Regions from separate parts of the Homo sapiens genome. Here region 2 is linked to region 1. A link is an interaction called in ENCODE POLR2A ChIA-PET data of the cell type or tissue named here. Cell type or tissue: MCF 10A. All regions are shown on one strand.

Region 1 (2,500 bases):
AAATGTGAACTGTGTGAGCCTGCTATGTGCCAGCTGTTTGGGGGAATCCTAGATGTAAGAGATGGTGCTCATTACCCTGCAAAAGCCTGTGTGCCCACAGCCACCTTCCCTCAGGAGATATAAGAGCTTTTAGGGCAGTGTTTGGAGTTGCCATGGATGAGCAGGGCAGGAGGGAGTCCAATGCCATGAACCCTGGAGTGTGGGCGCTGTTAGCTTTGCTGGGAAATCAGGTGGGGAGGGGGTACATACACTGACTATGTGTTGGCGCCTCTAAAAAACCAACTAGCAGCTGTTTCTTCACTTTTGGGGCACACTGCCTAATTCTTTCTCAATTAGCCACTGGATTGCCGCGCAGGGCATTTGGCTCAGCTGATGCTGGCTGAATTACAGAGCAATCCTGCCGCTAAGCGCCCACTGTACCTTTCATCTACAGGAGCACTTGATTCCATCACACAAAGCCCAGGGCCTGCACCCACTTTACCAATGGGAAAGCCAAGGCTAGGAGCCTGGTGGCAAAGCCCTTGGCATCAGACAGCCTGGGGTACAGTGCCACTTCTACCAGCTGTGTGACCTTGGTAAAATCATTTGCCTCTGTGAGTCTCCGTTTTCTAATCTGAAACATAATGCCAGTAATAGTTAACTAATCTTACAGGGTTGGCCTGTGGATTAAGTGAGATGATGTGTGTAAAATTCTTACAAACCCTGACAAGCTGTATAGGAGCCTGCCCTACACTCCTTTCTCCTTTCCCATCTCCTCCTCTGAGGGCCTCCATCTCAACAATACCCCCTTCTTCCTGCCCTTGAGGGGTGAGTTCTTCTTCCAACTTTTGATCTCCAATTAAAAAGGGGAAAAGTGTGTTCTTTATCCTCTGTTCCCCAGAGCATTTGCTGGGGAGCCTGCAGGGGCAGCCAGATGTGGCAGGGGGAGGAGTAGATGGGAGAATAAAAGGAGAAAGAAATGATAGTCAAACCTTTTAATTGTTGCATAATTGGCACGCTTTGCAGTCTCTGGAGCTTTTCATGTGAGCTTCTCACTGGAAGGGTATTTCTCCCTCAGGCCCCATAAATCTCTGCCACTTAGACTTCTCTCATCTCCGGCAGCAGAGGGAAGATCAAACCCCTGCGGCCCAAGCTGCGGTTTGGCTGGAGCTGTGGTTTGGCTCCTCTGCAGACTCCTCTAAGTGGGGAAAGCGGCCCCCAGCCATACCACCTGGGGAGGAGGGGCCAGGTGCGGGCATGCACACACGTGGTCACACAGGCATCTGGAACTGCACAGCCAATCATGTGCACGTGCAGCACACGTGCCACATGTTTCAAGCCCTACATGACCCTCACTCCACGTAGGCAGCCCCACCCCACAACCCAGCACAGCACAGAAATGCCCATCACAAATGCACCTGCAGCAACACACCCTCTGTTATGCCCTCAGCTCTGGAGACCAGGCTGTTTGGCTTCCAACCCTGGCTTTGCCCCTGCAAGCTGGGTCAGCCAGAGGAAGTAACTTCACCTCTGTGAGCCTCACTTCCTTCATCTGCACAATGGGCTACCTCAGAGATGGGGAGAAAGTGTGAGAGACATACACCATGCTCTCTTTTACTCCAAAAGAGCCAGCAAATCCAAGTCATTTGGGCAGGGTTCAGGGGATGGGCACTGTTAAGACCTCTCTTGTTTAGCAGAACAAATCGTGCCAACTCCACCCGCCCCACCCCCTTCCTACAGAAACCTTGTTGCCCTCTGGGAAAGTCTGACCTCGTAGGAAGGAAGCTCCCAGGACATTTCTCCTGATGTAGTCATCATCATTCCAGACTTTGCCAAGAAACCTCAGCCAGAAGCAGACAGGTCATGCTCCATCCTGCATCCACAACTCCTTTCTACTTCCACAATGAGGATGACCCGAACTTGCTGGGAAATTGAGAATCAGAGGTGGTCTAGTCCCCAGACTGTGAAGTAGTATTTCCACTTAACCAGATCAGACCAAATGTAGGTATTTGGGGGTGAGTTGCCCATGTCACTGTAATTTGCAAGTGACGGTAAACCACTAGAAACCATACCTCTTGCTTTGTAATACGTTGCTTCACTTAGCACTAGCTCCGTCAAGGTCAGATCAATCATAGGACTTCCCAGGTATCTAGGCTGAGAGATAAGAGAGCATGGTGAAGAACATTTCTAGGAAGGTTTTCCCAGGAGGTCTCAGGACCTGAAACCCTAGGTCAGTGTTTGGAAATGTGTGCCTGGAGGCCATGACGAGCTAGTCTAGCCTGACAGCTAATGATCTTTGAAAATCTTCGCAAGAAAAAAAAAGGTCGAGCAAACACAATTGCATCCTAAAGGGCCCACCCTCATGCTCTAGATCTGGGAACTTGATGGCTGAATCTCAGCTAGAACCCAGGAGGGGACAGGGCCCAGGATGGACCCCGGGGACAATAGTGTCTCACCTCTCTTGGGCCTGGGTGATGCTCCTTGGGCCTTGTTATAACCTCACTAAACAAATCAGGCCCAA
Region 2 (2,500 bases), 61 kb before region 1:
TCCACAGTGGGGCAGTGGAAAAGGGGTTTCTGCCCCTCCAGTCTTTTCTCCAGCGGGGCAGGTGGGCACAGTTCCCCCAGGTCCACCCCAGGGGACCCAGGGGCTTGTTTTTCACTGTTTCTTCTTCCCATAGGAAAAATTCAAACAGACCCAATCCCCTCGGGCCCTGGGATATGAGCCAGATTGCCTCGGCGGAGGGTCTTCTATGACCCCAGCCCCTTTCAGCTGCTCTCTGACCCCTCCATCCCCCAGCATCCTCCCTCTTATCAAACCTGTTCCCTGTCTCCATGGTGACACCACCTTACCCAGTTTCCTTGGGTGGTCTGGTTGCCTCACAGGGTGAAACTCTGAGAACATTTTCCTCATGTGCAGCCAGAAACTTCCACGTCCCATGCCCACAACTGCCCCTCTCTTCTCTCCTCTCCATTCCCCTCCTGCACGTCTCTCCCTGAGACATTTCCCATTCCCATCCCATCATGGCTGTGTCCAGTTGAGAGGACTCATAGCCCTTCTGGGTATCCCAAGGGCTCCCAGGAAGAAGGCTTCAGGATGGAGTTACAACCCATCATCTCAATCCCCTTGCTGTACATGCATAGGTACAGATAAACACATGTGCCCTCACACATGACACACACATGCCCAGCACCCTCAAAACAAGTACATCCAAGAGCCCAGCTATCCCATCCCATGACCCCCACTTCTTGTACATGTCTACAAGTTCATGCAGCCAAGTGGATGTAGCCACAACCAAACCCCAAGCACCCAAGGATCAAGGTGTCCTCTTATTTCCCCTGGGTCCAGGCAGGGCCTGAATGTTTGAGCTGTGCCCTCTGAGTTGCACAAAAAACCAGCTGCACAACCAACCTCCCAGGACAGTCATATGTCAGTAGGAACCACCAACATACCAACATGACAGAGCAACCTCTGTGTTTGGAGTTTCTGTGTGTCAGTTCCTTCCCTGTCATTGTGCAGGCACAGCCTCCCCACAGCAGGGCCCAGTGCCTCTTGCCAGGGCTCTTAGCCATTCCCAGGGCTGGTGGCATTGGCTTGGTGGCTCTCGGCCTTGAAATCCCCACTTCACCTCCCTCTTCCAGCTCTGCACGCTCCTCTTCCTTCCCCTTCCCCTGGCACCAGCCTTACCCCTTTTCCTTTTGTGAGAGAGCCAGCCCTGAATGGGGCTCCCTCCACCCCTGAACAGTTGAAATTCACCCTCCTTGCCCCACCCCACCCCCTTTACTGAGCACTGCAGCTGGGCTTTGTGTTGTTTTGGGGCAGGATGTGGGGGCGGGTGGAGGGGTTCAGGCCCCCTCCTCCGCAGGGGAGAACAATGAGGCCGCTAGTCAGGGTGGTGGGGCAGAGGGAGTGGGTGGGGTGGGGGCCATGGAGGGACATCAGAGGCTCTGCGGCCCGGCCCCTGGGGGGACAGCTGAGTGATGAGGCCTGAGTCACACGCCCTGAGTGCTCCTTGAACTCCCGCTGCGTTCCTGTCGAGACACATCCAGAAATGCACAGGGTAAATATTTAGAGGTAATCATTTTTTTTCGGCACCTCGAGCCTCCTGCCTCACTGAGAATGAGCCAGGGGTGGGACACCAGGGGGAGGAGTCCGATCTGGCCCAGCTTCTGCGCTTGGGTTTCTGTGGGTGCCACCCTACGTTCCCCTGACACTGTCCAGTGTGCTCCTGCACCTTCGCATTTCAGCCACAATCCAAGACTAGTGGGGCCTGAAAACATCCTGAGGACCAAACCCTGGCTTAAAATCCATCCACAGGCTGGGCGCAGTGGCTCTCTCCTGTAATCCCAGCACTTTGGGAGGCCAAGGCAGGAGGATCACTTGAGGTCAGGAGTTCGAGACCAGCCTGGCCAACATCATGAACCCCATTTCTACTAAAAATACAAAAATAGCCAGGCGTGGTGGCAGGTGCCCATAATCCCAGCTACTCAGGAGGCTGAGGCAGGAGAATCACTTGAGCCCCGGAGGCGAAGGTTGCAGTGAGCCGAGATCACACCACTGTACTCCAGCCTGGGTGACAACAGTGAAACTCTGGGGAAAAAAAAATCCATCAACAAACTCTCTGGGTTCTGCCTCTCTCCCACCTGAAACTATGGCCACAGCACACCACCTACAGCTTCTGCGGATCCCATTTCTAGACCGGCAAGCCCAGAGGTGTTCTGCAGGGGAGCAGGGAGGGAATGGTAGATGAGAAGCAGCGCTGGGTGCAGCATGCCAGTTCCTTGGTTCTACCCTGCACGGAATGTCTTCCTTCCTTGGAGGACATGGAGTCCAGAGCCCAGGCTTTATCAAAGATAAAACATTTGAGACTAAACAGTCTTTTTATAGATTGGAACAGGACTCCCAAGCACACGCTCTCCAGGCTGTTCCCAGCCTGCCTTTCTGGGCACACAGAAAGCACACGCATTTCTTGGGGGGAAATGCAGACACTGAGGTTTGAGGGCAACAGTGCATGTCTAGGGAAAGGAGAAAGCCTCAAGAAGGCTTG

What was found. ChIA-PET counts read pairs that join two places held together with the same protein. Peaks named below come from ENCODE experiments on the same cell type or tissue, not always from the same donor. Only the 100,000 strongest peaks of a DNase experiment are listed, where the experiment ranks them.
Region 2: POLR2A ChIA-PET joins it to region 1 with 17 read pairs; 7 of 35 experiments call an interaction of 5 or more read pairs at or near these places.

What each region holds. Positions count from the first base shown.
Region 1 is chr1:202,282,432-202,284,931 of GRCh38, forward strand. All of the region lies in intron 6 of LGR6 (leucine rich repeat containing G protein-coupled receptor 6), which reads left to right. Among named protein-coding and RNA genes, the nearest start is that of UBE2T, 58 kb to the right of the region's middle. In MCF 10A, no CTCF peak of the experiment used is centred here; DNase peaks (open chromatin) are centred at 330, 1,100 and 1,760.
Region 2 is chr1:202,221,052-202,223,551 of GRCh38, forward strand. All of the region lies in intron 1 of LGR6 (leucine rich repeat containing G protein-coupled receptor 6), which reads left to right. Among named protein-coding and RNA genes, the nearest start is that of LGR6, 29 kb to the left of the region's middle. In MCF 10A, no CTCF peak of the experiment used is centred here; a DNase peak (open chromatin) is centred at 1,480.